Regions from separate parts of the Homo sapiens genome. Here region 2 is linked to region 1. Evidence: read pairs that join two places in POLR2A ChIA-PET (ENCODE). Cell type or tissue: GM12878. All regions are shown on one strand. Region 1 has its middle 51 kb from the start of B3GNT2. Region 2 overlaps COMMD1 (copper metabolism domain containing 1).

Region 1 (5,000 bases):
CAGCCTGGGTGACCTTGTCTCAAAAAAAAAAACCCACCAAAATCCCTCCCTTAAAACAGAGTTCAGTGACGGTTGTCACTCTGTGCAAAAATGAACTTGCCCAGTGGGTTTATATTTACTATCAACCAATATCAGCCTATGAATAGCAGAAAAAGGCAAGTAAGGCCATGTAACATTTCATTTTTTCCTGGAGCCCCAGGCTGACCCTGGTTTGGCTGGCCAGGGTGGGACTAAAGGTGAGGCTCCAAATCATCTGGGTACAGGCGGACCACATAGACCAAGAAAGTGCCTTTCAAACTGCCACATTTGTAATCCTAGCTACTCAGGAGGCTGAGGCAGGAGGATCCTTGAGCCCAGGAGTTCAAGACCATCCTGGGCAACATATTGAGACCCCATCTTGAATGAATGAATGGTGCCTTTCCCCAGACTTCCTTTGAATTGAAAGAAAACAAGTCACTTCATAAGTTACTTTATGAACCATTAAAACTGGATACAGCCATTTGCTGGGTGGCGTACCACCGCTTCAAATATCACTTATAGGGAATTTAGGGAAAAATCTTTTCCCCTAATATCAGGAAGTTTAAAAATAAGTAACCAGATAATCTGGGGCCAGGAGCATGTAGTGGGAGAGTTATCAGGCCCACCCAGTTCCCTGAGACAGGTGGAAAAAACTGACCCTTCTCTTCATCAGTTCTTATAGATGTAATTTCAACAAATGGGAAAGGATAATGCAAAACCCTTCCTTGTCCCTGTACACATGGGGAAGAGTTGAACAAAATGCTAGGGGAATTTGGCTCTGAAGGTCCCTGAATAGCTTGAGAGCTCTCACTGGGGACCCATCCCTGGGAGAATCAACTTGCATCACCTTTGGGCAACCACCCCTGGAACCATAACAGAAGGGGCAAGACCAAGCAAGTCCCTATTGCCTTGAGTGAGTCCTGGAAGAAAGTGGTTACTGGGGTAACCACAGCCTGTGCCATTCTTTACAGCCCAAATGCCATCCCTAGTTTTGCACCTAGAAGTTTAGCCATTAATTGTGTTCATAGATTTAGGGGTCCATGTGCATGTTTGATACTTTAGGTATATTGTGTGATGCTGACATTTGGCATATGAATGATTCTGTCACCCGGGTAGTGAACATAGTACCCAGTAGTTAGTCTTTCAACCCCAGTAGTCCCTAGTAGCTATTATTGCCGTCTTTATGTCTATAAGAATCCACAGTTTAGCTCCCACTTGTAACATGTGGTATTTGGTTTTCTGTTCTTGCATTAATTTGCTTAGGATAATGGCCTCCAGCTGCATCCATGTCGCTGCAAAGGATACGATTTTATTCTCTTTTATGGCTGTGTGATTTTTTCCCCCCCAGCTATTCTGGGAGCTACTCTCTTTAGGGTACCTTCGCATATGTAGTACGTTTTTCTCCTGTTAATCTGTGTATTGTCAGTTGATTCACAGGCCACCGACCAATTGGACCTAAATTGGTAGAGAAGTTTTTTCTCCCAACAGTTTATATAAATTTAGTTTATTAATTTTAACTGCTGCATAGTGTTCCATTTAGAATAGGCTGGAGGTTTTTGTTTTTGAGTTTCCTATTATAAACCAAAAACAAAATTCTAATCTCCCCAACCAACTGAATGTACCCCCTCAGCCAAGGGGATCCCAAAAAAAACCTGAAAAAGTTCAGGCCATGACAGGAAGAGGGGTGGTTAGAAGTTCAGGCCATGACAGGAAGAGAGGGGGAAGGTCTCATTATATACCCTTCTCTTTTTGGAGTTTAGACCCAACTGACCAGCATTAACATTAAAACAGAGATTTTAAGACCGACAAAACAGACTCTTTGTAGCAATAAGATCAAATTCCAACCTGACTCTGATGTAACATCTCATGACAGACAGCAGGCCCGGAAGGAGATCAGAATATTTTACCCCAAAATATATTTCTTCGACATACTTTGAATGGCCCTGCAAAGCTGTCCCTTGTGGGGGAAATTTGCATTTTTTTAGAGAATCTCCTTCCTCTACTAGGTTTTTCCACAGAGTTTGACACCTTTTAGGTCAGATAAGAGACTGTCACATCTATTATCTCTGAAGCTTGTTCTTTGGAGGTTTCACCTACATGACAAAAACCTTGGCTTCCAAAACATTCCCCCCTTACCATAACTCAAGCTGACTTCAACTCTTCACTCAGAGCTTAACTCTTTGAACCAACTGCCAGTCAGGAAATCTCTCAATCCACCTGTGACCTAGAAACAGCCCCCAACTCCCACTTTGAGATGTCCCCCTATTCCAGGCCAAAACCAATGTATACCTTCCATGTATTGATTTATGTCTTTGCCCATAACTTCTGTCTCCCTAAAACCAAGCCGCAATCCCACCATCTTGGGCACATGTTCTCAGGACCTCCTGAGGCTGCAGCATGGGCCACGGTCCTTAACCTTGGCAAAGTAAACGTCTTAATCAATTGAGACCTGTCTCAGATGCTTTTTGGTTTACACTATCAATGAGTGGGTTTTTAGGTTGTCTTCAATTTTCCATTGCAAATAATGCTGCTGTGAACATCCTTGAACATGCATCCCTGTTTACATGTACAAATATATCTTAGAAAACAGGAATACTGTATCATGGGTTATGTGCTTTTTCTTTCTTTCTTTCTTTTTTTTATTGTAGACACTGTCAAATAGACTTTAGAGTACTAATAAATGTTTAACAACCAGTCTTCCAAAAAGAGGAAGTGGGGCTGATTTGTAGCATTTGCCAATTTCCATGGTGTGAATTCTTCCACCATGGCCGATTTCAAACTACTAATGAGACATGAATGCACAATCAGCTCTGTTAGCTGGTATGAAGTGGCTCCAGCATAGTTCTCAGAATCTCTCAAACTCAGAATGCATATAAATATTGGCAAATAGCCCTCTAAAGTAGCCCAACCAATGTATACTTTCACAAGCAGTGTATGAGAATATCTACAGTCATGCTCCGCGTAACGATGTTTCAGTCAATGACAGATGACATGTGTGACAATGGTCCCATAAGATTATAATGGAGCTGAAAAATTCCCATCACTAGTGTCATAGCACATTATTTATGTGTTTGTGGTGATGCTGGTATAAATAAACTACTGCACTGCCAGTCATATAAAAATATAACACAATTATGTGCAATACATAATACTTGATAATAAGTGTGTTACTGGTTTATGTACTTACTATACTGTGCTTTTTATCTTTTAAGTATACTCTCTACTTATTAAAAAAAAAAAAAAGTCCTTTCCACGCTACCTGCAGAGGGGTCCATACGGCGTTGTTCTGGATTCCCATCGTAACTTAAAGGGAAACTTTCACAATGTCCGGAGCCCTTGATGTCCTGCAAATGAAGGAGGAGGATGTCCTTAAGTTCCTTGCAGCAGGAACTCACTTAGGTGGCACCAATCTTGACTTCCAGATGGAACAGTACATCTATAAAAGGAAAAGTGATGGCATCTATATCATAAATCTGAAGAGGACCTGGGAGAAGCTTCTGCTGGCAGCTCGTGCTATTGTTGCCATTGAAAACCCTGCTGATGTCAGTGTTATATCCTCCAGGAATACTGGCCAGAGGGCCGTGCTAAAGTTTGCTGCTGCCACTGGAGCCACTCCAATTGCTGGCCGCTTCACTCCTGGAACCTTCGCTAACCAGATCCAGGCAGCCTTCCGGGAGCCACGGCTTCTTGTGGTTACTGACCCCAGGGCTGACCACCAGCCTCTCATGGAGGCATCTTATGTTAACCTACCTACCATTGCGCTGTGTAACACAGATTCTCCTCTGCACTATGTGGACATTGCCATCCCATGCAACAACAAGGGAGCTCACTCAGTGGGTTTGATGTGGTGGATGCTGGCTCGGGAAGTTCTGCGCATGCGTGGCACCATTTCCTGTGAACACCCATGGGAGGTCATGCCTGATCTGTACTTCTACAGAGATCCTGAAGAGATTGAAAGAGAAGAGCAGGCTGCTGCTGAAAAGGCAGTGACCAAGGAGGAATTTCAGGGTGAATGGACTGCTCCAGCTCCTGAGTTCACTGTTACTCAGCCTGAGGTTGCAGACTGGTCTGAAGGTGTACAGGTGCCCTCTGTGCCTATTCCCTACTGAAGACGGGAGCGCTCAGCCTGCCACGGAAGACTGGTCTGCAGCTCCCACTGCTCAGGCCACTGAATGGGTAGGAGCAACCACTGACTGGTCTTAAGCTGTTCTTGCATAGGCTCTTAAGCAACATGGAAAAATGGTTGATGGAAAATAAACATCAGTTTCTAAAAAAAAAAAAAGTTAACTGTAAAACAACCTCAGGCAGGTCCTTCAGGAGGGATTCCAGAAGAAGGCAGTGTTATCATAGGAGATGACAGCTCTATGCGCGTATTGCCCCTGGAGACCGTCCAGTGGGACAAGATGTAGAGGTGGAAGACAGTGATATTGATGATCCCGACCCTGTGTACACCTAGGCTAATGTGTATTTGTGTCCTGGTTTTTGACAAGAAAAAATTAAAAAGTAAATAAATTTTTAAAAATTTTAATAGGAAAAAAGCTTACAGAATGAGACTATAAAGAAAATATTTTTATACAGCTGTACAGTGTGTTTGTGTTTTCAGATAAGTGTTATTAAAAGAGAGCCAAAAAGTTAATTACAGTGAACTAAGGTTAAATTTATTGAAGAAAAATTTTTTAATTTAGTGTAGCATAAGTGTATAGTGTAAAGTCTACAGTAGGGTACAGTAATGTCCTAGGCCTTCACATTCACTGACATCTCACACACTGACTCACCTAGAGAAACTTCCAGTCTTGCAAGCTCCATTCAGATAAATACCCTAGACAGGTATACCATTTTTTATCTTTTACACCGTATTTTTACTGTATCTTTTCTGTGTTTAGACAGACAAATACCATTGTGTTACAGTTGTCTACAGTATTCAGTACAGCAACATGCTGTACAGGTTTGTAGCCCATAAACTCTACCATGTAAGTAGGCTG
Region 2 (5,000 bases), 110 kb before region 1:
ATTTCCTTGGGCAATTAGGGAGATAACTTTTAATGGTTTACATTTTGCTCCTTGGAGTTATGATGTTACCCAGAAGTCTCAAAGCCCATCATGGGGGAGGGAGAAGCCAACTGAAATATACATGGCTCTGGCCCTAATAGCCATTTTAGTTGGAGGAGCTCCAGTTTTATCTGTTAAATTAGTGGGATTCTACAAAAAATTAGTTTGAAAGAAGATTCTGGGGGTAAAATAAAATTTGAAACCACTGGATTAGTAGAAAGATCTAGGAGTTAGAAGACTTATGTTCCAGTTTTGGCTGTCACATTAACTAGTTTTGTACTGTTAGATAAGTCACTTAACATATTTTTCTCAGTTTTTCACATATAAAACAGAACTAATTCGGTCTGCCTCACAGAGTTGTCCTTGGATAGTGGTCTTAAAAACTGGTGAATCAGTCTGGGCATGGTGGCTCACTCCTGTAATCCCAGCACTTTGAGAGGCCGAGATGGGAGGATCACCTGAGGTTAGGAGTTCAAGACCAGCCTGGCCAACATGGTGAAACCCCATCTCTACTAAAAATACAAAACTAGTCGGGCGTGGTGGCATGCACCTGTAATCCCAGCTACTTGGGAGGCTAAGGCAGGAGAATTGCTTGAATCCAGGAGGCGGAGGTTGCAGTCAGCCGAGATGGCGCCATTGCACTCCAGCCTGGGTGACGGAGTGAGACTCTGTCTCAAACAGCAACAGCAACAAACAACAACAACAACAAAAATAACCAAAAAACGATGAATCAAAATGTATTAAGTAATGAAGATATTGTTAATAATAGCAGCAATACTCCAATAACTGAGAAATTGAAAATGGCTTTGAATTTTGTTGTAGAATTTATCACAATAACGTATGGCTTTCTTTTTTCCAATTTTCTGTTATCTAGGCATGATTGTTTCTTTTTTAAATGTTTTATTTTTTGATATTTTATTTTTTATCATTTATTTATTTATTTATTTATTTTTGAGACGGAGTCTTGCTCTGTTGCCCAGGCTGGAGTACAGTGGCACGATCTTGGCTTATTGCAACCTCAGCCTCCTGGATTCAAGCAAATTCTCATGCCTCAGCTTCCCAAGTAGCTGGACTTACAGGCATACATCACCACGCCTGGCTAATTTTTGTATTGTTAGTAGAGCCGGGGTTTCACCATGTTGCCCAGGCTGATCTTGAACTCCTGACCTCAAGTGATTTGCCTGCCTTGGCTTCCCAAAGTGCTAAGATTACAGGTGTGAGGCATCACTCCTAGCCTGTTTCCTTATTTTTTTAATGTTAGATTTGTTGGCCACCTTCCTTAAAATTTCATTTCTAATGAAAGACAGTTTATGTATACTCATATACACAGCATATATAGTTGTGTGTATGTATTTTGAAAAACTTATATTGATTTTCTTTTACAGTTTCTAAGAACGTAAGTAGATAAATGAAGCTTAATTTGGAGAAAACTTTAACTTTCTCTGCCATTCCCAAGAGAAATCAAGCTCAGAATGCTTGCATTTATTTCCAGCCTTTGAAGGGCCAGAAAATTGTGCCTGAAAATTGGGTTAGCACATTTTCTGAATCTGACTGCTGTTAAGTTACTCTGTAGTTGGGTTGGATGCTATTTCCTGTCTTCTTTCCTTCAAGCAGAGAATATGCACTTCACATTTTTTAAGGAAACCATTCCTAGCTTGTATATTCATTTACATTCTACATCTTATGATTGCAAGGATACACATAAAGAGTAGGTCTTATTCAGAAAAGTCCTGGCAGTTGTCCCAGCCTTAAAGAGAACAAGCCTGTGCTCTTCCCTTTTACCTGATGGAATATCACTATGGCCTTTCTTTGAGGAGTTGATTAGCAAACTTGACTCAGAGAGGAAGTGAGAATAGCACATTGTGGTTAGGTGGTGCTGGCTGATTTTCTAGCTCTTGCACAGCATATGCCTCTTAAATATCAGGGGGAGTAAGCTGCTCTTGCATCATACCACCATGGTTGGATAGCCCAAGTTGCAATTTCAAGTATTGCTGGCCAGTTTCTGGTACGTAGTTATGGAAATATAGGAAAGCACAATTCTGTCTGACGAAGGAACATATATATCTGCTTGTGGAGTATTAAGTGTGAGATATGCCAGGTAGTATTTTCTATCTTTTGGAAGTTAAGAAAATTAAATACCTGAAAAGAAGTGTTCTTTTTTCTTATTTAAAGCTCTTTCTACTAAACACAAATATCCTTAGAACCAAGAATTCCATAGGAACTATGAAACCTAACTGGTCAAGTATTTTCTGGCATAGTAACATGTAGTTTTATTGCCCAAAGGCCCTCCTGGGAAAAATTTATATAGCTAGCAATCCCTTTGATAATCATACCAATAGCCATTTGTTAAGAGTACCGCTTAGCTGGGCACGGTGGCTTATGCCTGTAATCCCAGCACTTTGGGAGGCCAAGACTTGGGGGATTGCGTGAGGCCAGGAATTTGAGATTAGCCTAGTCAACATAGAGACCCTGTCTACAAAAATTACAATAATTAGCTGGGCATGGTGGCATGTACCTGTAGTCCCAGCTACTTGGGAGGCTGAGGTGGGAGGATTACTTGAGCCTAGGGAGTTGAGGCTGTAGTTGGCCATGATTGCATCACTGGCACTCCAGCCTACGTGACAGAGTGAGACTCTGTCTCAAAAAATAAAAATAGAAAAAGTACCTATTATATGCCAGTTCTTAAAAAATGTATTTTAAGGTAAATAAATGAAGACAAAGGTCATACAAGTTAGTAGCAGGGCCAGAGGGTTGAGTACAATTCTCCCTGGTGTAAAACTCATTTTCTTTCCCTATGTTCTCAGTGAAAAATCATTTATAAAATATATCTTTTACTTTTCAGAGTATAGTTTCTCTTGAAAACAATTTATGTGAAGTGAAACCTACTTGTATTTTTCATGGTGAAATTAGACATAATATCCCTAAAAATGAAAACCCAAAAGACAAAATATTTCAGGAAGAAAATTAAGGTTGGAGTTCTTGGAATTATATATCACCAAGATCAATTTGCCTTGCTTGAGGATTTTAGTATACACCTGTCAGTTTACTTTTTGGTTGTGTCATAGTCTTTAGTACAGGAATTTTTCTTTGCCCCCTTCCCCCCTCCCTTTTATTTTTGGAGACAGTCTTGCTCTGTCACCCAAGCTAGAGTGCAGTGGCGCGATCTCGACTCACTGCAACTTCTGCCTCCTGGGTTCAAGCAGTTCTCGTGCTTCAGCCTCTTGAGTAGCTGGGATTATAGGTGTGCACCACCACACCTGGCTAGTTTTTGTACTTTTAGTAGAGATGGGGTTTTGCCATGTTGGCCAGGCTGGTCTCAAACTCCTGGCCTCAAGTGGCCTGCCCACCTTGCCTCCCAAAGTGCTGGGATTACAGACATGAGCCACTGTGCCTGGCCTTTTTCTTGCCCATTGGTCACTGTTTTCCTCTTCACACTGCTGTACTCTACCCCCAGAACATTACGAGGATCTTATCAGTCCATGCCACCAGAAACTTTGCTCTTCCTCTAGATATTCATGACTTATACAGGAATGCAATATTACATTTAGTCAGTAGATGCCATCATCTAACATATAATATGTTTCAGACTGGAACTTCTTTAATTCGTGGCTTTAGTTTATTTTAAATTAATCCATTTCTACTCTCTAGATTAAAAATCATGAATCTCTTGATTTGTTAATAATGAAAACTACTTGTGGTTTTTTTTTCGCTCAATAAATTACATTTGTAAAGTTGATGTGTGTTTTCTTTTGCCAGTTTTATTAATAGAAAAGTAATCATTGAGCTGTTTTTATGCATTTTGTTAGTATTTTGAGATAGGGTCTCACTCTGTCACCACGTTGGAGTACAGTGGTGCTATCATAGCTCACTGCAGCCTTGACCTTCCAGGCCCAAGCAATCCTCCTACCTTAGCCTCCCAAGTAGCTGGGCAAACTTGGCCAATTCTTTCTGTGTTTTGTGTGGAGATGAGGTTTCACCATGTTGCCCAAGCTGGTCTTGAGCTCCTGAGCTCAAGCCATCTGCCTCCCTGTCCTCCCAAAGTGCTAGTGTGTCCGGAATTGGTGGGTTCTTGGTCTCGCTGACTTCAAGAATGAAGCCGCGGACCCTCACGGGTGAGTGTTACAGTTCTTAAAGATGGTGTGTCTGGAGTTCGTTCCTTCAGATGTTCAGATGTGTCCGGAGTTTCTTCCTTCCGGTGGGTTCGTGGTCTCGCTGGCTTCAGGAGTCAAGCTGCAGACTTTTGCTGTGAGTGTTGCAGCTCATAAAGGCGATGCAGACCCAAAGAGTGAGCAGCAGCAAGATTTATTGTGAAGAGTGAAAGAACTAAGCTTCCACACTGTGGAAGAGGACCTCAGCGGCTTGCCGCTGCTGGCTCTGGTGGCCTGCTTTTTATTCCCTTATCTGGCCCCACCCACATCCTACTGATTGGCCCATTTTACAGAGAGCTGATTGGTCCATTTTACAGAGCACCGATTGGTCCATTTTACAGAGAGCTGATTGGTCTGTTTGACAGAGCGCTGATTGGTGCATTTGCAAACCTTTAGCTAGACACACAGCGCTGATTGGTGCACTTACAATCCCTTAGCTAGACACAAAAGTTCTCCAAGTCCCCTACCCGATTAGCTAGACACAGAGTGCTGATTGGTGCATTTACAAACCTTTAGCTAGACACAGAGTGCTGATTGGTGCGTTTGCAAACCTTTTGCTAGACACTGAGTACTGATTGGTGCATTTACAATTCTTTAGCTAGACAGAAAAGTTCTCCAAGTCCCTACCCAACCCAGAAGCCCAGCCGGCTTTACCTCTCAATGGCACTCTCCGGGGGACTTTGTGGCACCTAGCCTGGGCACTCCGGCAACCCAGAAGGAGCTTGTGCCCCGATCAAGCCCAGCAGGTGCTGGCGGGCCGTGCCGAGTGCAGGGCCCACTGAGCCCGTGCCCACCCGGAACCCGCGAGCGCCG

Evidence for each region. Peaks named below come from ENCODE experiments on the same cell type or tissue, not always from the same donor. Only the 100,000 strongest peaks of a DNase experiment are listed, where the experiment ranks them.
Region 2: POLR2A ChIA-PET joins it to region 1 with 10 read pairs; 4 of 35 experiments call an interaction of 5 or more read pairs at or near these places.

Annotation. Positions count from the first base shown.
Region 1 is chr2:62,143,036-62,148,035 of GRCh38, forward strand. It overlaps the pseudogene RPSAP26. Among named protein-coding and RNA genes, the nearest start is that of B3GNT2, 51 kb to the right of the region's middle. In GM12878, no CTCF peak of the experiment used is centred here; a DNase peak (open chromatin) is centred at 2,886; H3K4me3 peaks cover 302 bases; H3K27ac peaks cover 4,889 bases.
Region 2 is chr2:62,037,574-62,042,573 of GRCh38, forward strand. All of the region lies in intron 2 of COMMD1 (copper metabolism domain containing 1), which reads left to right. Among named protein-coding and RNA genes, the nearest start is that of COMMD1, 130 kb to the left of the region's middle. In GM12878, no CTCF peak of the experiment used is centred here; a DNase peak (open chromatin) is centred at 1,918; H3K4me3 peaks cover 597 bases; H3K27ac peaks cover 2,551 bases.